2 separate regions of the Homo sapiens genome follow, and region 2 is linked to region 1. The links are chromatin loops, found by intact Hi-C in ENCODE. Cell type or tissue: IMR-90. All regions are shown on one strand. Links, peaks and the distances in the headings refer to the core of each region. The heading gives the core; the rest is flanking DNA. Region 1 has its middle 25 kb from the start of FAM136A. Region 2 has its middle 80 kb from the start of TGFA.

Evidence for each region. Peaks named below come from ENCODE experiments on the same cell type or tissue, not always from the same donor. Only the 100,000 strongest peaks of a DNase experiment are listed, where the experiment ranks them.
Region 2: it touches region 1 in a loop (2.1-fold over the local background); 2 of 110 quality-filtered maps call a loop at or near these places.

The regions. Positions count from the first base shown.
Region 1 is chr2:70,320,938-70,333,287 of GRCh38, reverse strand. No RefSeq gene overlaps it. Among named protein-coding and RNA genes, the nearest start is that of FAM136A, 25 kb to the right of the region's middle. RefSeq lists a silencer at 3,177-3,471. In IMR-90, for the core only: no CTCF peak of the experiment used is centred there; no DNase peak of the experiment used is centred there; H3K27me3 peaks cover 1,710 bases.
Region 2 is chr2:70,627,295-70,639,644 of GRCh38, reverse strand. No RefSeq gene overlaps it. Among named protein-coding and RNA genes, the nearest start is that of TGFA, 80 kb to the right of the region's middle. In IMR-90, for the core only: no CTCF peak of the experiment used is centred there; no DNase peak of the experiment used is centred there; H3K27me3 peaks cover 286 bases.

The DNA.
Region 1 (12,350 bases), core at 1,414-9,413:
TGGTTAGGAAATGTGCATATGACATGCAAAAATGCAAGAAGCTGGGATAAAGGAATAACAGGTAAACCTCTAGACCAGCCTGTAGTCAAGGAAGCATTGCTGGAACAGGGAAAGGCTGGCATTGAAGTGGAGAAAACCCTTCTATGCCCACCAGAAAGGTGGGAGCATCCCTGGAGGGAATCTTCTCCAACTGCCCTTTGCCCCATTGAAAATTCAGATGAGAAGAGGAGGCACAACGTGTCCTAGCTGCACACCTCCTGAGGTGAAGAAGAGAGACAGAATTATGGAGAGTGAGATGCTGAGGCCTCTGTACCACACCTGTCTCCCTAGGTGCAGGGCAGATGACCAGGGGCCTCATGCAAGGGACACTGGGCGCCACGAGAATCACGAACACAAACCATTAGCCCATAATCTACCTTTACCTTATTAAAATGATTCCCCCACTCCTACATTTCACGTTGTTTTCCTCCCTCCAGGAAGACTATCAACCCCAAATGATTACGCTTCCCTCCCTTCACACTCCCACCCCACCCATCCCACACTTGGTGCTGCTATGAATACCCCCATTAAAGCTCATTCCTCTGAACTCAGGCTCTGCCCTCTGTTAACAGGTGGCTTTTCTGCAGAAAGAAGTACCCATGGGCCAGGGGCGGTGTTCACACCTGTAATCCCAGCACTTTGGGAGGCTGAGGCGGGTGGATCACCTGAGGTCAGGAGTTCGAGACCAGCCTGACCAATATGGCAAAACCCCGTCTCTACTGAAAATACAAAAAAGTATCCCAGCATGGTGGTGGGTGCCTGTAATCCCAGCTACTGGGGAGGCTGAGGCAGGAAAATCACTTGAACCCAGGAGGCAGGGTTGCAGTGAGCCAAGATCGTGCCACTGCACTACAGCCTGGGCAACAAAGAGCAAAACTCGGCCTCAAAAAAAAAAAAAAAAAAAAAACCCAGGAAGCTGATCCTGTCAAACTAGGCAGAAGGCAAATAGAAACTGTCCCCAGCTCTGGGTGTGGGGCCCTCAGCTGGCAGGACTAGGGGGTCAGTGATGGGTGACCTCACAAGCTAAATCACCTGGGTCAGGGCTGAGTGACCTTGATAAAAGGTACTATGATAGCTCACTTCAGCCTTGAACTCCCAGGTTCAAGCAATCCTCCCACCTCAGCACCAACCCCTGACGGCCAGGTAGCTGGGACTACATGCACATGCCACCATGTTTGGCTAATTTTTATCATAAAGATAACACTTTTTCTTAAAAAAAATGTTCTTTTTGAGACAAAGTCTCACTCTGTTGTCCAGGCTGGAGTGCAGTGGCGCAATCTCAGCTCACTGCAACCTCTGCCTCCTGGGTTCAAGTGATTCTCATGCCTCAGCCTCTCAAGTAGCTGAGATTACACGTGCATACCACCTCGCCTGGCTAATTTTTGCGTTTTTAGCAGAGATGGGGTTTCACCATCTTGGCCAGGCTGGGCTCAAACATCTGACCTCAAGTGATCTCCCCACCTCGGCCTCCCAAAGTGCTGGGATTACAGGCATGAGCCACTGCCCCCAGCCTCTTTTTCTTAAATTATATTATCCATAAATTCAGTGCAATCCCAATCAAAATCACAATTTTTATAAAACTTCATGAACATAAAGCATTAGCCCAGAATCTACCCCATGGGACCCAGGGACTTCAGCCATCAGCACAGGGGGCTCTTTTTCCCATAATGTTCACATTTATCAAAGTAATGCAGTCGTTAAGAAAATAAGGCAAAATATTTTAAAAGTAGAAAGAGGAACACAGTTTCACCCACTTCCACCTTCAAAACAACTTTGCAAACGTGGCAGTGTATCTCCCTTCAAATGTTTATAAAATCTGCAAGTTTGCTCTAACATAGAACAATGCCATCAAATATATTTGGTGGTCCTAAAAGTCACACCGTGAGGACAGGCACCCAGAGCACAGTTGCATTTAGAATAAACTCCAAGCTCCTTCACGCAGCCTGCAGGCCGGTATGGTCTGGCCCTGCCTCTGTTCCCGGTCTCATCTCCCGACCCCACTGGCCTCTCTGCCCCTCAGGCAGACGGTTTTTTCAGTCCTGGAAGGCACCCAGCCCTGTCCATCTTGGTGACCCCAGGTGGGCCATTCTGCTCCTAATGTGCTTTGGGCGCCCCTGCAGCCTGGTTCACATCCTTTCACAATTCAAAGCTTGGTTCTGGGGCCTCTCCTGGCTTCCCCCATCCCCATCTCAGTTAAAGCCCCTCTGTTATTCTCTTTCACAGCCCTCTACCTTTTCTGAATAATACGTCCCCCAATTTATAATGATACACTTTGCTTATCTATTTGGCATCTGTGTCCCCCACTGGAGGGATATGGGCAGGGTGACATGTGTTTTGCTCCTCTCTGGTGCTCCCCTCCTTGGTGTTCTTTTGTTCACATCTCCCTGTTTCATCTGCTCCAGCCCAACTTGTTCCCAGTCCCATCAGCTTCCAACCTCATGGTTCAAATCCAATGTATAGTCTCTCTTTGCAACCCCCAAATAGTGTCTCCAGCTGTGAATTCTGTTTCTCTCCTCTAATAGGGGGCAGTCTCCTCCCTGCTTTTTTTTTTTTTTTTTTTTGCTTCAGCTGGGAGGTGAGCAGCCCCATCTGTTCCCACCCAGGCTGGCCCTAAGCAGCAGTCTCTACACTGCCGCCGAAGAAGTTCCTGCAGACTTCTCCCCGCCCCTAGAATCAAACACATCCACTAACATCAAGCTTGAGCCACAAAGTTCCAGAGGTACCTCTGGGTTGCTGGGAGGAGCAGCAGTAACTTAATGCTGGTGTCTGGGGTGCAGAGGAGAGAGGGCCCCACTCTGAGCTCACAGAGTGCTGGAGGTTCAGGCTGTGGAACACCGGAACACAGATGTTCCCCAGGAGCCTAGATGCCCACTCAAACCTTCTTAGGCACTTTTGAATCTTCTTTTTTTTTTTTCTTTTTGAGACGGAGTCTCGCTCTGTCAACCAGGCTGGAGTGCAGTGGCGCTATCTCGGATCACTGCAAGCTCCGCCTCCCAGGTTCACGCCATTCTCCTGCCTCTGCCTCCCGAGTAGATGGGACTACAGGCGCTCACCACCACGCCCGGCTATTTTTTGTATTTTTAGTAGACACAGAGTTTCACCGTGTTAGCCAGGATGGTCTCGATCTCCTGACCTCGTGATCCGCCCGCCTCGGCCTCCCAAAGTGCTGGGATTACAGGCGTGAGCCACCGCGCCCAGCCGGCACTTTTGAATCTTTACAGGTCCCACCATCTTGGGTGAGGCAAAGTACAGTTTACCTTCATTATTCACAGTAGTTATGTTCTATAAAGCTGGCTGGAGGCCAAGGGCAGTGGCTCACGCCTATAATAGCAGTACTTTGGAAGGCTGAAGTGGAAGGATCATTTGAGGCCGGGAATTTGAAAGCAGCCTGGGCAACATATTGAGACCGCATCTACACAAAAGAAAATTTGTTTTAATTGGGCAGGCATAGTGGCCCATGCCAGTAGTCACAGCTGCTCAGGAAGCTGAAGCAGGAGGATCTCTTGAGCCCAGGAGTTCAAGGTTACCGTGAGCTATGATCACACCACTGCACTCTAGCCTGGGCAACAGAACAAGACTGTCTCTAAAAAAAACAAAAGCTCAACCAAGAGCGTCTCTGATATTTAAATAACGATTGTAGAGAACTTTATAGTTCTTAACACATTTGCATGCATGTGTGTGTGTGTGTGTACACATATATGGCTAAATTAACAGCAGATCCTCAAGACTAACCACAGTAAACAAATTGCCATGATGCCTTTTCCATGAGAACTGCTTTGTACACCCTGGCAATCCATCAGAACAGAAGCCAAAGCCCCAGTGTGCCCTTTTGTACTCTGTACTCCAGCTCACCTGCTGCTTCCCAGCTCACCTGTTTTCCCAAAGTTACAGACAGAGGACAGACAACATTGTTAAACTCTAGAGTGATTCCCATGGGCAGGGCAGGGCAGCGGGAGTGAGTAGGAGGGTGTTTTCTTCAAGTTGAAGGAGAGGAAAGAAAAAATATCCAGCTGTAGCAATCAGATTGTCGGCACCAAAGACAGAGTGACTCAGGGCAGGTCCTTGGCAAGCAGGCACTGAGCCAGGCTGGGCCCACACCCTGGAGAATGAGAATAGCATTCTGTGATCAAAGTGGGAAGGAATGCATCCATTCCGGAAACCAGGTGAGGCAGGGTTGTCATTAAGACAATCTGGGCAGAGCTGTGATTACAGAGGGAGCAAGCTGACGGGATGAAAACGGAAATCCACAGCGCCTGCTCCCTGCTGAGCAGCCCAGCTTGCCCATGCTGCCCTTTGGTCCAGCTAATGTCTCTGGGCAGTGATAAGGCCTTAAGTATCTGTGGATAAAGCACCTGATAGTTAACTAAAAATAATAATAATTTCAAAGTTTTGTTGAGTGAGCTTTAGTATTATATGAACTATCAGTCCTCATTCTTTTTCTCATTAATTAGGATGGATGTTCTAACAAGAGAAATTTTATATAACTAAAGAAGACACTTTTTTTTTTTTTTGAGATGGAGCCTATGTCACCCAGGCTGGAGGGCAATGGCGCGATCTTGGCTCACTGCAACCTCTGCCTCCCGGGTTCAAGCGATTCTCCTGGCTCAGCCTCCCAAGTAGCTGGGACTACAGGCATGCGCCACCACACCTAGCTAATTTTTTTTATTTTTTATTTTTTATTTTTTGAGACCGAGTCTCGCTCTGTCGCCCAGGCTAGAGTGCAGTGGCGCGATCTCGGCTCACTGCAAGCTCCGCCTCCCGGGTTCACGCCATTCTCCTGCCTCAGCCTCCCGAGTAGCTGGGACTACAGGCGCCTGCCACCACACCCAGCTAATTTTTTTGTATTTTTAGTAGAGATGGGTTTCACCGTGTTAGCCAGGATGGTCTCCATCTCCTGACCTCGTGATCCGCCCGCCTCGGCCTCCCAAAGTGGTGGGATTACAGGCGTGAGCCACCGTGCCCGGACTAATTTTTGTATTTTTAATAGAGACGGGGTTTCACCATGTTGGCCAGGCTGGTGTCAAACTCCTGACCTCAAATGATCCGACCACCTCGGCCTCCCAAAGTGCTGGGATTACAGCTGTGAGCAAGAAGACACATTTATTAAAGAAAACTTAGAAACCCCTGTAAACATTCAGAAGAAAATTATAGTCATTTCTAATCCAATCACTCCTATGTGATGACCCTTAACAGTTGTGCTGTGATTCTTCAGATTTTCTTCTAGGCATGTATATATAACATTTGTTTCTTATTTTAAAAATAAATCATGATGCATAAACTATTTTGTTACTTGAGTTTTTTCACTCAATCAAATGTAACATACTTCTTTCTTACCAAAAAAAATTCTCCTACAGTGTGGTTCTTTGTGTCTGTGGGGTACTTCATTGCACGGTCCTTTTGTTAGTTATTTAATCTGTTTCCTGTTCTTACACGTTTAGTTGCTTCCAAACGTGGAATATTATAAATGCTGTACTATACATCCTAGTTCACATATCTTTCCAAACATGTCTGCTTATCTCCCTCCTTCAAGATGAATTGTTGGGTCAAGGAGTTTTCATGTATTTGTGGCTTATGATATTCACTGCTAAATGACCTTGCTCTACAGGCTAGTCGTACCATTTACATCACCACCGTGTAAACGGTCCTTTTTCCTCTCATCCTCGCCTGCAAAAGGTTTTGCCCTGCTAGCCAACGAGTTGAACTGTGTGATAGGAAGAACCGTGATTTGTTTTCTTTTTGATTTCTTAAATGTTTAGTGAAACTGAATATGATTTCATACATGCATTAGTTTCCTCAGGCTGCTCTAACAAAGTGTGACAAGCTGCGTGGCCTAAAACAACAGATATTGATGGTCTCACCTCTGAAGATGGTAGGGAAGGATCTGCTCCCGCCTCTCTCCTGGCTGCAGGTAGCCTCAGCTGTCCCTTGGCTTGCAGGGCTGTCTTCTCTCTGTGCCTCTTCACGTGTCTTCCCTCTGTGCCTGTCTGCCTCTGTCCAAATGTCCCCACTCTATAAGGACACCCAGTCACAATGGATTAGAGACCACTCTATGACCTCAGTTTAACTAGAATATAAATTAATCCAAGTGTACAGGCCCTATTTCCAAATAAGATCACAGTCTGAAGTACTAGGGGTTGGGACTTCAACATATCTTTTTAGGAGGACAAAGCCTTCTCCAACGATATGCTTATTAGCCATTCCTATTTCTTTTTCCTTTGGTGAATTGCCCACTTCTCTTTTTTTTTTTTTTTTCTTTGAGACTGAGTCTTGCTCTGTCACCAGGCTGGAGTGCAGTGGCTCGATCTCTGTTCACTGCAACCCTGCAACCTCCACCTTCAGGTTCAAGCAATTCTCCTGCCTTGGCCTCTCAAGTAGCTGGGACTTCAGGCTCATGCCAGCACGCCCAGCTAATTTTTTTTTTTTTTTTTTTTTTTGTATTTTTAGTAGAGACGGGGTTTCACCATGTTAGCCAGGATGGTCTTGATCTCTTGACCTGGTGATCCGCCCGCCTCAGCCTCCCAAAGTGCTGGGATTACAGGTGTGAGCCACCTTGCCCGGCTAAATTGCCCACTTTTCTATTGAGTTTTTTGCCTTTTTCTTTAATTGGTAGAAACACTTTGTTATCATTCTTTTATCAGACACATATGTTACAAATGTTTTCCCAGTTTGTGAAGAACAAGGGTTTTTTAATTTTTGCATATCCATATTTTTCTGTTTTATTTCTCTCCTTTATGTCCTACTTAGAATCATCCTGCCTCAAGATTATAAGAACAGTTTTGCCTGTGTTTCCCCTAGCACTTTTTTGTTATGTTTCTAAATTTCAAATCTGGAGTTTATTTTGACATGAGACTTAGATCACTTTTTCCCCAAATGGCCAGCCAGTTGTTCTAATATGTTGATTGAGTGACTCCTCTTTTTCCTTGGTGATTTGAAGCCATCTTTATCTTTTATTAAATCCCTATATATATATTTGAATCTATTGTGAGCTCGTTATTCATTTGTAAATATTTTTCTCTATGTCTATTGCCATACTATACTTTATAATACATTTTAATATTTAAGGTAGATATTCTTTATCATATTCAAGGAAAACTTTCCATCCTTAATTTATTAGGTAATTTCGCCAAAACACATTTGTATCAAATGCCTTCTTACCATATCTGTAGATAATGACGTCATTTTTCTCATTTATTTATTCAACAAATATGTCTTGAACACCAACTATGTACCAGGCCCTACGCTGAGTACTAAATACAACAGTGAGCAAAATAGACATGGTCCCTGCCTTCATGATGCTTATTGCAATCTAGTGGAGGACACAGATGTTAGTCAAATAATCCCATAAAAAAGGTAAAAGTACGGCCGGGCGTGGTGGCTCACGCCTGTAATCCCAGCACTTTGGGAGGCCAAGGCGGGTAGATCACCTGAGGTCAGGAGTTCAAGACCAGCCTGACAACATGGAGAAACCCCGTCTTTACTAAAAATATAAAATCAGCCGGGCGTGGTGGCTCACACCTGTAATCCCAGCAGTTTGGGCAGCCAAGGCAGGCAGATCACTAAGTCAAGAGATCGAGACCATCCTGGCCAACATGGTGAAACCCTGTCTCTACTAAAAATACAAAAATTAGCTGGGCATGGTGGTGTGCGCCTGTAGTCCCAGCTACTCAGGAGTCTGAGGCAGGAGAATTGCTTGAACCCAGGAGGCAGAGGTTACAGTGAGCCGAGATCATAACACTGCAATCCAGCCTGGCGACAGAGCAAGACTCCATCTAAAATATATATATATATATATATATATATATATATATAAATCAGCTGGGCATGGTGGTGCATGCCTGTAATCCCAGCTACTCGAGAGGCTGAGGCAGAAGAATCGCTTGAACCCAGGAGGCAGAGGTTGCAGTGAGCCGAGATCGCACCATTGCACTCCAGCCCGGGCAACAAAAGGGAAACTCCATCTCAAAAAAATAAATAAATAAAAAATAAAAGTACACCACAACTGGTGCTGGGAAGAAAAGGATTACAATACTTAATCTGTGGTCCATGCACCAGCAGCCTGGGCTCCACCTGGGAGCTTGTTAGAAACACAGCATCTCCAGACCTTCTGAACCAGAATCTGCACCTTACCAGGATGCTTCATAGTTTGAGTAGCCCAGGAGTAGGGAGGATTTGACTGATTACAGAGGTAAGGAAAGGTTCCTGAAGGAAGCAATGAGTAAACTTAGATCTGAAAGGAGAGAAGGCACTAAGTCAAAAAGGGAGGGAAGAGTTGCAGGTGGAGGAAAGAGCGTATGCAAAGCCTTTGTGGTCCTGGAAGCCTGGTGCACATGAAGAAATAAAAAGGCCAGTACACATGTTTAACACAGAGTGCCAGGCAGAGCATGGGGGAGGTAAGCTCAGAGAGAGAGGAGGGCCCAACATACAGGGCTTTGTGTACTAAGGCATTTTGCCTTTATATAGGAAATTATGTTGTGTTTTCAACATGGACATCACTGAATTATATGTGAACAATGAAGTGATTGCTTTTGCTGCCTTTGACCTGTGATGAAATGAATAGTTTATACTGATATATCACTTTATATTGAACTATATCAGCATTCCTGGAATAAACCCTACCTGAGTGTGATGTTTATTCGTTGGATTTTATTTGGAAGTACATTATCATTTTGCATCCACATTCATTCGTTAAATCAGTCTACATGTTTTGTATGCTTGTCAGGAGGATGTTTTTGGGTTTTTTGGTTTTTTCCAGACAGACTCTCATTCTGTCACCCAGGCTGGAGTGCAGTGGTGCAACCTTGGCTTACTGCAACCTCCACCTCCCAGGTTCAAGCGATTCTCCTGCCTCAACCTCCTGAGTAGCTGAGATTACAGGTGTGCACTACCGCACTGGCTAATTTTGGTATATTTTGTAGAGATGGGGTTTTGTCACATTGCCCAGGCTGGTCTTGAACTCCTGAGCTCAAGCAATCCTCCTGCCTCGGCCTCCCAAAGTGCTGGGATTACAGGCATGAGCCACCTTGCCCAGCCTGTTGAGGGGATGTTTTGTTCTCTTTATGTTTCATGCTAGCTTTGTAAAATAAAATTCTCTACTATCCAATAATTTATGTATCACAGGAATTCTTTTCTTTTTTTTCTTTTTTTGAGACAGAGTCTCACTCTTGTCACCCAGTCTGGAGTGCAATGGCGCAATATCGGCTCACTGAAACCTTCACCTCCCAGGTTCAAGTGATTCTCCTGCCTCAGCCTCCTGAGTAGCTAGGGTTACAGGTGCCTGCCACCACGTCTGGCCAATTTTTGTACTTTTAGTAGAGATGGGGTTTTGCCATGTTGGCCAGGCCGGTCTCGAACTCCTGACCTCAAGTGATCCGCCTGCGTTGGCCTCCCAAAGTGCTGGGATTACAGGCATGAGCCACCACTCCCAGCCAGGAATTCTTTCCTTTGAAGACTTGAAAAAACTCTGTATGCAAGAAGCGTCTTGAACATATATTGATAATTTATATTATCTTTAAAAAGAATCCCATGAGATCTAAAAACATATTAGCATAGCATTATGCATTACATTATTCTAATAATTTTTGTTCACCGTGGTATCTATGTTCCTTTTCTGATTACTCATTTTGTCTTTATTATATTAGGTGTGGTATCCATTTTATAGTTGCTTTGTTTTTAATAACAATGTGTTGAATCTGCTTATCTACTTATGGTAGTGGCTATATTTTGCAAAGCTATCTGTTAATCCTCTCCCCAACCCCTTCTCCATTAAGAGACCCTGCAGCCTTGACCTCAGAAGTACACACATGTGAGGTTGAGCCAATCAGGTACCAATCAGGTACCTCATAATTGCTGTTTCCAGGGTATATATGGGACCCAAGCCAGGCCAATCAGAGGTCTTTCCCGGGCTTTTTCTTGTAAAAGCTAGCAGTAAGAGCTGCCTTCTTTTCCTCTCTGGGTACAAGCTGAAAGGATGTGACCCTCAAGCTGCCAAGATCCACGTTCTTCTCCATGTGAAGGATAAAACAGAGCCAACACACAGAGAAATGCAGAAATGAAAAACCAAAAACCACTCCAACTGCCCTGGAGTCCTTTGGTTTGGCCAAAGCCAGCTCTGTCTCTGCTCTGTCTTTGATTTGATGAGTTACACCAATAAATTCCTTTATTAATTTCACTTAGTCAGTGTTGGATTTATTAAACCTGGGACTCATCTTTTTCCTTGAAGGCCTAAAAGAACTTCAGCATGTTTTTATCTTGGATTCATTTATCCTGATACTGATGCTGCAATCCCTGATTTCTTTGGGTCTGCCTTTGCAAGGCTGCCCTCTTATTTGTAGCCTTTCTGGGTTGCTTTTGTTTTGAGTGTCTCTTAACAATGGCTGTACTTTGCTGCACACACACCAGCGGGATATGTTCCTGGTGAAAAGTGCATGTGTACTTCCAGAGCCTTAGCTGGTTTGTGTCCTACCTGAGTAGCCAATTAAACTCACCCTGCCCCACACACATGACTCTGTAACACAAGGCTCTCTGGCCGTCTACCACCTCTGGTATTTTCATCATCATAGCACTCAGGGTTTCCATGCCCTGACTCAACTTCCTTCTGTTTCTGTCTCAAGCTTTTCCACCATGCCCACCAGAATTAGTTTTGAGTGTAATAAATGCCCCCATACTGCCAACCTTTCTACTAAGGTTTCCTTCACCTCCTTGTCTTAACTGAAACCTAGATTTTCCCATAAGATCCCCACTTCTAAAACATTAAGTACTATGGAAACCACTACCACATTTCATTTCAAAGTGTTCTTTCCTTTTTATTTCATCTTCCTTCCTCTTTATGTACTCCATTAGGCAGATCCATCTTCATTTCTATTATCTCATTATCTTTTTTTTCCATTTCCTAGAAACTATGTTTTCTTGACTTTAAAGAACAAGGCAAGCCTCCTCACACCTGTGATCCCACCACTTTGGGAGGCCAAGATGGGTGGATCACCCAAAGTCAGGAGTTCAAGACCAGCCTGGCCAACGTGGCAAAACCCCATCTCTACTGAAAATAACAAAAATTAGCCAGGCATGGTGGCACACACCTATAATCCCAGCTACTTGGGAGGTTGAGGCCAGAGAATCGCTTAAACCTGGAAGGTGGAGGTTGCAGTGAGCAGAGATGGTGCCACTGCTCTCCAGCCTGGGTGACAGAACAAGACTCTGTCTCAAAAAAAAAAAAAAAGAAAAAAAGAAAAAAGAACAATGCAATGCAAGCCTGGACAACGAGGTGAGACCCTGTCTCTACAAAAAAATTAAAAATTAGCTGAGCATAGTGGTATGTGTCTGTAGTCCTAGCTACTAGGGAGGCTGTGCCTGGAGGATCACTTGAGCCCAGGAGTTTAAGGTTATCGTGAGCTTTTTTTTTTTTTTTTAAGAGACAGGGTCTCACTCTGTTGCCCAGGCTTCAGTGCAGTGGCACAATCATAGCTCACTGCAGCCTCAAGCTCCTGGGCTCAAGTGATCCTTCTGCCTCAACCTCCCAAAGTGCTGAGGATTACAGAGATGAGCCACTGAACCCAGCCTACAGTGAGCTATGATCACCTAGTGGCTCTTTAGCCCTTCTTAACATCCATAACAAATCTCACAACCTCCACTGTGTCTGCTGCCACAGTCAAGATGTTACGCAAGCAGCCCTCAGCCACCCGCCACCTCTTGCCTTCCTCTCTACCTCCCTCATCCAGCCGGATTACATCAGCTAACAACTCTTGGATCTGTGAAGAACTTTGCTGACACTCTAAACTGCTCCTCAAAAACTACTAAGAGATGGGGCATGGTGGCTCACGCCTGTAATCCCAGCACTTTGCAGGCTGAGGCAGGCAGATCACTTGAGGACGGGAGTTCGAGACCAGCCTAGCCAACATGGTGAAACCTCGTCTCTACTAAAAATACAAAAATTGGCCAGGCGCGGTGGCTCACACCTGTAATCCCAGCACTTCGGGAGGCCGAGGCGGGCAGATCACGAGGTCAGGAGATCGAGACCATCCTGACCACAGTGAAACCCCATCTCTACTAAAAATACAAAAAAGTAGGTGGGCGTGGTGGCGGGCGCCTGTAGTCCCAGCTACTCAGGAGGCTGAGGCAGGAGAATGGCGTGAACCCGGGAGGCAGAGCTTGCACTGAGCCGAGACTGCGCCACGGCACTCCAGCCTGGGCGACAGAGCAAGACCCCATCTCAAAAAACAAAACAAAACAAAAAATTAGCCGGACATGGTGGCAGTTGCCTGTAATCCCTGCTACTAGGGAGGCTGAGGCATGAGAATCACTTGAACCCGGGAGGT
Region 2 (12,350 bases), core at 2,857-10,856, 300 kb before region 1:
CTTGGAGGCCAGGAGTTCAAGGCTACAGTAGTTATGATGATCATGCCTGTGAATAGCCACTACACTCTAGCCTGGGCAACACAGCAAGACCCTGTCTCTTAACATTTTTAAAATAAAATAAAATAAAAATCTTAAAGCTCACTATTATAGGAAAAAAAAAAAAAAGAACTGGACACAGGCTGAAGCCAGGAGGAGCCTGAGTCCCTGGAGCTCCCCCAGAGCAGGTCCCAAGGAGCTAAAAGGCCATCAACAGGCCAAGGGCTGAACCAGACAACACAGGAATGGGGGGGACCTAAAGATTTCCCAATAAGTCAAAAAGGAAATTAGCTACATGATAAATTACAATGGTTGAAGTTTAGGAAGGTGTTTAAACTTGCATTTAAGAATTTCCTGCTTCGTTATAATTTTCTTCCCTGTGAATAACTTTCTTCGTCTCCAAGATATTTGATATGGGTATAATTCTTTGAAATAATAACATACTTTAAGAAATACACAGCTACACAAAAATAAGAGGCTGGGTTTTTTGGGGAGGGGCAAGATTGTCATTATTTTCTAAGCCTTACGTTTGAGTCAGGGCAGCCATGAGACACCTCTTGCTAAGAGAAATTAATTGATTTTTCAAATTAGTTTTTTTTTTTCAGTGCACACAGTTCCAAACATCAAATTGAGCTAATATACTTGTAACAAAACATGATTCCCTGTCCCATCCTTCCCCACCCCTACCTGTTCCCCTCTCTAGAGTCTTCCACTTTCAACTGCTTTTTTCCTGGGTTTACATATCTTCATATTTCTAAACAACATGTATATTCTGTTATCTTTTACTTTATCAATTTGAGATATTATCTACTGACTTCCTGTTATGCTAGATGAGGATCTAGTTCTCTTACAGCATCATCTCTATCCGTCTGCTTCCTGTCCCCCCTCCTCCCCATGCAATTTGATTATGGTTTTTGGTCAGATTAATATTATCTGTTTATATCATTATGCCTGGACAAATATTATTCACAGCTGAGCATTGTCGTGCACTATGATTATGTTTCCTTTCTTACCTTTTGTTTCATCTGTAGTTAATAATTGCCTTCTTTTTATTTACTTAATTTTCTGTACTTATTGCTAATTTATCTTGCAACTTCTGAAAGTCTCCCAAACACTTTTCTATAAAGCCAACAACATCAAGCAATCTAACTGTTCTTTTTTTGTTTTTAATTTCTGTTAGAAACATCTCTCATGAAGATTTGCCTTCTCCTATCTAGGCTGGTTTTTCTCTAGGCTTGCCAGGCTGCTGTATACCTGTCTTTCTGGGACTGATTCCTTTTTGCTGCCATCCTTGGGATTTTTTTATTTTATTTTATTTTATTTATTTATTTATTTATTTATTTGCCTTTTTCTTTGAGTTGGATTCTCTGTTTCTTTGATATCTTCCTCTTTTTAGTTTAATACCTTGTTTTAATGGAGTACATGCTCCAACAGTCTGATCAGGTTAAAATGATGGTACAACAGTGATGGACACAGTGATGATGTTCCTCATTGTGGCTGTCCCTTGAGGATACTGCTTCAGTCTGACCCAGGTGCCCTGTACGTCATCAGATGTCACTCTGGGATCTTTGTTCACCGTACTCTTGGTGACTTCCTTCACTTCTCTCCTGGGTTGAAATTCATTTTCTTTATTTTATTTTATTTTATTTTATTTTATTTTATTTTATTTTATTTTATTTTTATTTTTTTGAGATGGAGTCTCGCTCTGTCACCCAGGCTGGAGTGCAGAGTGCAATGGCATGATCTTGGCTCACTGCAAGCTCTGCCTGCCAGGTGCATGACATTCATCTGCCTCAGCCTCCCAAGTAGCTGGGACTACAGGCGCCCACCACCATGCCCGTCTAATTTTTTGCATTTTTAGTAGAGACGGGGTTTCACCGTGTTAGCCAGGATGGTCTCGATCTCCTGACCTCATGATCCAAAGGGCTCCCAAAGGAGCCTCGGCCTCCCAAAGGGCTGGGATTACAGGCGTCAGCCACTGCACCTAGCTGAAATTCATTTTCTTTATCCCATGTCCCATGTCCTTCTCTTTCTTGCTTTACTTCCAACAGCTTCTAATAGTTTCCTGAGAAAGCAGACATGGGAGGCAGAGCTTTTGAGACTTTGCATGTCCAAAGATGTCTTTATTATGCCCATATACTTCCTTGATTATTGGCTACCTACAGAATTATAGCTTGAAAAAAATTAAATTTCCTAGGTTGGAAAAATTTTCAGTAACTTTTTGTAATTTGGGGGGCTTTGCTCTACTGTCTTCTTGCTTTTGGTGTTGCTATTGAGAAGCCCAAAGCCATTCAGATTCTTCCTCCTTTTTATACAGTATAGTTTTTCTCTCTGGAAGCTTTAAAATCTTCTCTTTGTCCTCAGGGTTCTGAAAGATCACGATGAGATGCCTTCACATAGGTTTAGTTTTAATCAATTTGCAGGATTCTCACTGAGCCCTTTAAATCTAGAAAGTCATATAAGAATATGAAGTTTTCTTCAGCTATTGTTGATGATTTATTCCCCACAGCCTTCTCTGTATTCCTTTGCAATTCCAATTGGTTGGATTTTGGATCTGTCGTACTTACCCTCTAATGTTCTTATATTGTCTCTCCTACTTCCCATTTCTTTGTCTTTCTCCTCCATTTTTCAGGAAATTTCTTCCAGTTTAGTTTCCAGTTCTATCGAGTTTCTTTCCATCATCATATTTTCATTTTAAAGAGCTTCTGTTGTTGTTATTGTTTATCAAATGTTTTATTTCTTTTTAAAATAACATCCTGTTCTTCCTTCATTGATGCAATCTCTCCTGTTCTCCAGGAATATTAACAACTTTTAAAAAAAGTTTTATTCTTTCTGCATTGACTATTTTCTCTAGGGGTTTCTTTCCACTATTTATTTGTTTGGGTCTCTTTATTCCACATTAGAGAACTTTGTCAGTGTTTGGCTGTCTGTTCTTGACTAAGATTGGGGTCTAAAAAGCTGTTCTAAGAAGTTCTGAGTGTATGAAGGCCTTGATAGATTAGAGCTTCGTGGTGGAGTAGTCTCAGGGTTGTGTGCTGGGAACCTCCAATTCAGGATCTTTTTTCTTAGGCTGTTTAGATTCCTCAAGAAAGACTCTTCTCTCCAGCTTCTGGATCCTGACATTTTGGGAGACGAATGTGGAAAGTGGACTGGGGGTCTTGGAATTCAGTTGTATGTGCTAACTAAGTATCCTTGTTTTCTGTGCAGTGCTCAAGCCTTTGTTTCCCCTCTTTACAGAAAAACTCCCAGTCTTCTGAGAGGGTGGGAAAAGGGCAGTCACCAGGAGTATGGAGTAAAGAAGGGAACTCGGGAATCTAATCACTTCTCAATGGATTTCACTTCCTGTTCTTTTTTGAGTACCCTTTCATCCACAGTTCTGGAGGTGCCCAATGCTGCCCAGTTCTGAGCCCTTTGAGGACTCTGTGGAATAAATCAAGTTGGTTCTTCACTTTCTCTATAGATGACTTAAGGTTCAGCTTTATCAGATCTGCTAATCCAGTTACCACTCACACTTCTGCTTTCTAGCTTCAAATATTTTATAGCTGTTCTCTCCTCTTGTCCATGTGAGTTTATGTTTTCGGTTTGTTTTAAAATTTCTTTACTGGCGAGGGACATCAGACATATATTCAAATAGGCATCTTTTTAAAAATTGATTTTTGTTTATATTTTTAAGTTTTGTTTTATTTTTAATTGACAAGAATTACACATATTTATGGTGTAAAATGTGTTGTTTCAATACATGTATACACTGTAGAATGATCACGTCAGGTGAATTAGCATATTCATCACCTCGAATATTTATCATTCCTTGTTGGCAAGAACATCTAAAATCCTCTTTTAGCTATTTTGAAATATATATTATTATTAACTATAGTCACTGTGCTGTGCAGTAGAACACCAGAGCTTGTTCCTCTTATCTAACTGAAACTTCAAACCCATTGACCAGTGTCTCCTCTTTCCCTTTCAACCCTCCCACCTGCCACCCAGCCTCTGGTAACCACCATTCTACTCTCTTCTATGAGACTGACTTTTTGAGATTCCTCATATAAATGAAATCACACAGTATTTGTCTCTTTGTGCCTGGCTTATTTCACTGAAATGTCCTTTAGGTTTATCCTCGTTGTCACAAATGACAGAATTTCCTGGGTTATTTTAAGGCTGAAGAGTATTCCATTTACAAATACACCACATTAAAAAAAATCCATTCATCCATGAATGAGCACTTAGGTTGTTTCCATATCTTGGCTATTGTGTATAGCGCTGCGATGAACATGGAAGTGCAGATATGTCTTCAATATACTGATTTCAATTCCTTTGGGTATATACCCAGGAGTGGGATTGGTGGATCATATGATAATTCTATTTTTAGTTTTTTTGAGGAACCTCCACAGTTTTCCAAAATGGCTGTACTGATTTACATTCCCACCAACAGTGCATAAGGGTTCTCTTTTCCCCACATCCTCACCAACACTTGTTATCTTTCCTCTTTTTGATAACAACCAATCTAACAGGTGTGAGATGATATCTCATTGTGGTTTAATTTTCATTACTCTTATGAGTAAAGATGTTGAACATTTTTGGATATATCTGTTGTCCAGTTATATGTCTTCTTTTGAGAAATGTCTATTCAAGTCATTCGCCCATTTTTAATAGGTTGTTTTCTTGTTATTGAGTAGTTTGAGTTCCTTGTTTACTTTGTATATTAGCCTCTGATTTGATGTATGATTTGAAAATATTTTCACCCAATCTGTGAGTTGCCTTTTCTTTCTATTAATTGATTCCTTTGTCATGTAGAAGCTTTTTAGTTTGATGCAATCCCATTTGTCTGTTTTTGCTTTTGTTGCTTCAACTCGACATCTTAACCTGGAGGCCCTCAAGGCTAATTTTCCAAACCCAGTGATAGCCAACATTTATTCATCTGTCACTTAATGCTGAGGATACTTTCTGAGAAATGCAGTGTTAGCTGATTTCATTATTGTTTGAAGATCATAGAGTGTACTTAAACAAACCTGAATGGTATAACCTACTACACAGCTATGTTGTATGGCTTCAAATCAGTACAGCATGTTACTGTACTGAATACTGTAGGCAATTGTAACACAGTGGTATTTGTGTATTTAAATATATCTAAATGTGGAAAAGTTACAGTAAAAGTACTGTATTATAACCTGTTGGTTGACTGAAAAGCTGTTGTGTGACACATGCCTGTATTTATTATCATCCAAGAGGTCATCTGACTACTTTATATATATTAATTCATTGAATTCTCATACCGGTCCTAGTAGATGAGTACTATTGTTATCAAATGAAGAAACTGAGGCACAGAGAGGTTATGTAACTTATCTAAGATCTCCCAACTTGTATATGGTGGAGCTGGGATTCAAGCCCAGGAATTTGGCACCACATCGGTACACTGTCTAGCCTAAGGAACGTTACTATTCTCTCTTATCTTCTAAGACTTGGTTACCAAAAGACAAAAAGGGATCTGGTTAGGATTCCCTTCAATGGCTCTCTTCTAGTTAAATGATCTCTTTGTTTACCCTGCCTGCTACGTTTCAGGCACTATGCGCAATTCTCGTTTAATTCTCACAGCATTCTTATGTAGTAGGTATTAACAGGTGCATTATACAGATGAGAATACTGGGGCCCAGAGCTATTAAATAACTTGCTGGAGCCTCTTGTAGCAACTTGAAGAGCCAAGATTCAAATCCAAGTCCACGTAGCTTCAAAGCCAAGGAAGACTCTGAGGCATGCTTAGAATTTTGAAAGGCCTCTGTCAAAAAGGGGAGACCAGAGCATATACTTTCACTACCTTTCACCATGTCCAAATATTTAGCAAAGTAAATATATGTGGTTCATTATTTTGATTTTCTTTGTCAGGGGTTCCAATTAATGTATGTTGGATCTCTTTTGTCTGTATCTGATATCTCTAATTTTCCTCTGTAATCCTTTTTAACATTTTGATTTTTAAATTTAATATTTTATGTCTCTCTTATTTGTTTTTCACAATGTTTCTTTTCCTTTATTTCAATCATGGCTTCATTTATTTCTTTTACTGCTTTTTTAAGTTCTGCCAGTTTACTTTTCATCTTCTCCTGCTGTTTTATCATCTCTTCCCCAGCTCTTGCATCTCTTCTTTGTCCTCTTACTTTAGAAAGATAATTGTCTGTTGCATATATGTTTAATCCATGGTGAAATATTTGTGGTCAAAATTTCATCTGCTCCATGACAACATTTTCAGGCTCTCTGTCTTTTGTTTTCCCTGTTTTCTTCTTTTCCTTTTCTTTTAACATTTTCATATAAATTATATGCTGCTTTGTTTTACATTACTCAACATTGCAGAAAATGAGTTATTTCTGGAACACCTCTTAGAATGAGATTCATGTGTCAGTGGGGCCAGGGCCATGTTCCAGGCTAACTGGAATTTGTGTGTGTGCTGGTTTCACTTTTATTGTTTCCCAGCTAATGAAGAAAGGCCAGTGTGCCATTTGTTTGTTTGTTTTAATGCAAGAGCTCTTTTTTCCCTCACTGCCAAAGAGATAGACCACTTTCCATTATTATGGCTTATCAGTATGATTTCTTGTTCTATCGCATTTGTATTTTGGAACCAAATTAGATTCAGGGTCACTTTTACTGATAGAGTACTCCTCAACACAATTAGAAAAACAAGGGTTTGATTTTGCCTGCCAAGGATTCCCTTCATCTTTAAGATCGGTAATTTTGCTGGCTTTTTCTGAGATCTGTGGCCACAGCACCTTCTCTCTGCAGCATCCTTTCTGTACGCAAATGCCCCCGTCAAGCTCCCTGTTTATGGCAGTTCTTCTACTTATCATATAGACTGGTGTTTTAGTTATCTCTAAGCTTCTTTTAAAGTGAAGTTTGCAGTTTTGTGTCTCATTTTCCTTGTTGCTTTTGGATAAATTCCAGGAAAAGAGAGGGAGAAAGGTAACTTTGAACAGCCGTATTCAAACCAGACATCCACTCTAATTTCTTTTTCAGACCTGTTGCACAACTTCCTATTTACTGAACTCTGGTTAGGTTTGCCATTTATATCTCATGTCTTGCTCATTCTGTTTGTTTTTTTCCCCCTTTTCACCCTTGGTTTTGCAGGTTTTTTCCTCAAGAAGTTCCATAGGAGATAAACTTTCTATTAGTCTGGGTCCCCTGAAAAGTAAATTTCAAGTCATGAGTAAAAATAGAGAAAGATCTGGATAAGGCTTGGAGAGATATCAGAGCATGATGCAGGTTTGACCCTGAATGATGGAGAGAGGGAGAGAAGGTTGGGTAGAAGTGTTTTAGATTCCATTCAGTCAGACGAAAAGTTTGACACAGTTGTTGGAGAGTCCCCTGTCTCCCAGGAATGGGTCTGGGTTAGTATCTCTGCTACATTCAGTCTTTGGCTGGGAGCAGCCATGACACAAATGTGCCAACAGATTTCAGGCACAAAAGTGGGGCCCATGGTCAGTTACACTCCTGTAATCAGAGATCTGCAAGGCACATTCTCATGGCAGCCACACTTCCTTTGCTTTGCATTTCTGAAAATATTTTATTTCAGCCTGACATTTGATTGATAATTTAGCAATATATAGAATTCTATATTCAAAATAATTTTCTCTCAGAACCTAGAAGGAATTGGATCCATTATCTTCTAGAATCTAGTTGCTGATGAGAAGTTTAATGTCAATCTGACTTCTGATTTTTAAGGAATTTCTGTTTCTCTCCCCCCACTGGCCACTTCCTCCGTCTCTCTCTCTCTGCTTTTAGATGTACCCTATCTTCAGTGTGCAGAAATGTGTTAAAGAGTGTGTGATTGTCAGCACTATGTGAACTTTTTAAGGCTAAAAACTGCTTCTTTTCAGCTCTGGGAAAATTTCTTATATGATTTGTTTGATCCACTTTCTCTGTTTTCTCACTCTGGAAATTCTATTAGTCGGATAATTGACTTTCTAAATAGATCCTTTCTCTCTGGTTCCATCTCTTTGCCTTATGTTCTGGGAAATTTCTTTGACTTTATCCTTCAATTACTCTATTAATTTTTCCTAATTAATTTTCTTATTGTTCCTTTTAAATAGCATTCTGCTTATGTTTTTGTCCATATTCATACAACAACTCAAAAATTCTGGGGCTATTCGTTAGAGTTGTTTTTTTTTTTTTTAATGTTTTCCTTTCTTCACTAAGTTACCTATTTCTTTTGGAGTAATTTGTTCTGTTTGAATTAGCCTTGTCATTTTATGCTCAGGTGTTTGTCTTCTTTCTGGTGATTGGTTCTACTTAATAATGGGGAATGGTGTTGATTTTTCTCCAGAACTGCCATCAGTTTACTTGCTTATCCAAGGTGTGTCTATTTTTCTTCCTAGCTCTCTCCTAGGAATGCGTATGCTGACTAGAAGCTCTGCAGTGTGGGCAGGGATCAGCTGTAGGCCCAATGCTCTTTTAGATAAACTGTAGAAAGTCAGCCTCTAAACTGGGATTTCCCAATTGCATAAAGGGAAGGCTTTACTCTCAAGGATTTTACCAACTCTAGGAGTCCTATTTGGCCCCTGGGAGTACATTCAGTATCTTTAGAGAAGTGTCCTGTAATTTTTGACCTGAAGGAAATGCCGGGCTTCCTACAATGTATTTCTTGGCAATAGGGTTAAAAAGAGGAAGTGAGAGGGGTCCACTTTGAGTTAACTCCTTTCTTTTAGGACCCTCCTTCTTACCCCTGCCCTCCTTTATAACTGCCAACTGGGGCCTGGTCCTGAAGCCTTCTGGAGCTTCCTGGGGCCATTGGCTTTCTCCTTTGCTGCAGTTTCCTCCTGCATATTCTGAGATGCTTTGTTTCACACTGTTTCTTCATGAAATGTCTTACATTCTCTTTTCATCTGTAAGAAATTCATTGAAACCCCTTACCTACCAATGATCTCTTTCCCAATTCATTTAGGATACGAGTTTATTCCTTCACCATCATTTTACTGGAGTCTCAGGTGGAAAGGAAAAAAAATTGTGTGCATAGCCTTCCAATTTATACATTAAAATCCTCATGCTACTTTACCTGTTTCACAGTAAGGAAATAATTAGAATGCTGCCTGATTCTCTTTGAGAAGCTCATATTCTTTTAAGGACATTGCTTCTTCTGTAGCCTTCCTCTGGGAGGTGTTTTTCTCTTGCTTCCTAGCACCATTGAGTCTGGCAGGGCATTATGCTTGATGCTCATTGCTGGTATTAGACAGGTCTTCTTTTCCTACTAATAACATCTCATGTCATCAGACTACATACTACCCACGCATCTTGTGGCAGTCACCTACACCACCCAGTCATTTCCCTTTATTCCTCAAAGATTTTAGCTCTTAGTTCACAATCATGCTCTTCAACACTGCTACTTTCACAATTGATGATGTTTTATTAGTGACACGGATGACGTTTCCAGTACCCAGCATCTCAGTTCCTCGACCCTGTCTCTTTCAGTGAGCATGTTCTCCATTGTACCTCAGTTACTCATTCCTGTGGTTATACCTCTGACCTTGGCTTTACCAATAATATCTATTTCAAGCATCCACTCTGACAATCATCATGTAAATAGCCAGCTTGCTTTTTCTGATACTCAAACATCAATAATTACTATCAGATCTTCCAGCCCTTTGATCCTAGTATATTTTTCAATGCTCCTCATATTCTTATTTTATGTCTTACCTAGCTTAAATTCCATTGTCCAATCCTATAATCACTTCCTTAAAACTCCTTTACCTGCTCCCTCTTTACACAAGCTCACATGGAAAAATCCCGAACCTAGTTAAATCCGACTCTTGCTTACCTTGTACCTAAACCTGCACAAATGATTCAGGGGGGATATGAGCATAAAAACATTCTGACCGTTTGTACCTTATAATTTTAATTCTCTTACATTTGTTGCAGTTTGTTCTGTGGTTCAAAACATGATGGACCTATTTTGATGAACATTCCCTGTGCACTCAAAATGAATGTGTATTCTGCTGTTGCCAGGTGAACTGTTCTAGCAACGTCAATTAGGTCAAGTTGGTTGTTCATGTTCTTCAGGTCTTCTATACTGCCATTGATTTTCTATTTACTTTTTCTATCAATTAATGAGAACAGAGTTTTGAAGTCTTCAACTATAATTATGGCTTTGTCTTTCTCCTTTCAGTACTTCAGTTTTCATTTCATTTACTTTAATTTCATGTAATCATTTGTTTATTTATTTTTGAGATGGAGTCTCGCTCTGTCACCCAGGCTGGAGTGCAGTGGTATAATCTGGGCTCACTGCAACCTCTGCCTCCCAGGTTCAAGTGATTCTGCTGTCTCAGCCTCCCAAGTAGCTGGGATTACAGGCATGCGCCACCATGCCCAGCTAATTTTTGTATCTTTAGTAGAGACGGGGTTTCACGATGTTGGCCAGGCTGGTCTCGAACTCCTGGCCTTAAGTGATCCACCCACCTCCACCTCCTAAAGTGCTGGGATTACAGGCATGAGCTGCCATGCCCAGCCTTCATTTCATTTACTTTAAAATTCTGTTCTTAGACACATACACATTTAGGATTGTTAAGGCTTTGTTGTGAAATGATCATTATGTAATGTTGCTCTTTATTATCCCTAGTAATATTCTTTCCTTTGAAATCTTTGATATGAATATAGCCACTTCAGCTTTCTTTTGATTAGCATTTGCATCGTATATCTTTTTCTATCCTTTTATCCCATCTGTATGTTCATATTAAAACATATTAAGGATTTCTCGCTTACACACTGTTGGTAGGAGTGTAAATGAGTTCAACCATTGTGGAAAGCTGTGTGGTGATTCCTCAAAGGGCTAAAAACAGAACTACCATTTGACCCAACAATCCTATTACTGGGTATATACCCAAAGGAATATAAATCGTGCTCCCATGAAGATGTACACACAACTGTTCATTGCAGCACTATTCACAATAGCAAAGACACAGAATCATCCTAAATGTCCATCAGTGACAGACCGTATAAAGAAAATGTGGTACATACATATACACCATGGAATACTACGCAGCCATAAAAAGGAACCAGATCATGTCCTTTGCAGGGACGTGGATGGAGCTGGAAGCCATTATCCTTAGCAAGCTAACGCAGCAACAGAAAACCAAATACCACATGTTCTCACTTGTAAGTGGGAGCTAAATAATGAGAACACATGGACACAAAAAAGGGAACAACAGACACTGTGGCCTCCTTGAGGGTGGAGGGTAGGAAGAGTGACAGGATCAGAGAAAATAAGTATTGGGTACTAGGCTTAGTACCTGAGTGATGAACTATTATCTGTACAACAAATCCCCATGACACAAGTGTATCTATATAACGAACCTGCACATGTGCCCCTGAACCTAAAATAAGTTTTAAAAAAGCGAGTTTCTTCTAGACAGCATATGGTTGAGCCTTTTAAAATACAATTTTGACAATTTCTGTCTTTTAATAGGAGTATTTAGACTATTTACATCTAATTAGTGGCATAGTAGGGTTTAACTCTACCATCTTGCTAGTTGTTTTCAATTTGTCCCATCTGTTCTTCATTCCTTCTTTTCCCTCTTTTTCTGTCTGCTTCAGGATTGAGTACTTTTTATGATATAATTGTGTCTCTACTACTGGCTTATTCTTTTGCCTCTTTTAAAAAAATATTTAATAGCTGCCCTAGAGTTTACAATGTACATTTTTAACTTATTACAGTATACCTCTAAATAATATTATACCACTCACAGTGGTGTAGAAACCTTACAACAGTATACTTCCAATTTGTTCCTCTGATCCTTGGTGCTATTTTTGTCTTACATTTTACTTTTAAATGTTTTTAAACCCCACAATGCATTTGTATAGTTTTTGCTTTAGGCCAGAGGCCAGCAAACCATGACCATCAGGTCAGCCAAACATTTTTATAAATAAAGTTTACTGGCACACAGCCACACCCATTTGTTTACACATGTCCTGGCTGCTTTCCAACTACAGCAGCAGATCTGAGTAGCTGCAACTGAGACTGTATGTCCTGCAAGCCTAAAATATTTATTATTAATATCTGGCCCTTTCACAAAATGTTTGATGACTTCACTTTAGAAAATTATCTTTTAGTGCAATTAAAAAGAATTAATTTACCTTCATTTTCAGCATTTCTAGCGCTCTTGATTTCTTTTTACAGTTCCAAGTTTCTGTCTGGTGCCATATTCCCCCTGCCTGGAGAATTTCCTCTAACATTTCTTGTAGCATAAGTCTATTGGCAACGAATTCTCTTGGTTGTTTTTCTGAAAAAGTTGTTATTTTGCCTTCATTTTTGAAAGCTATTTTCACTGGAAGGAGAGTTCTGG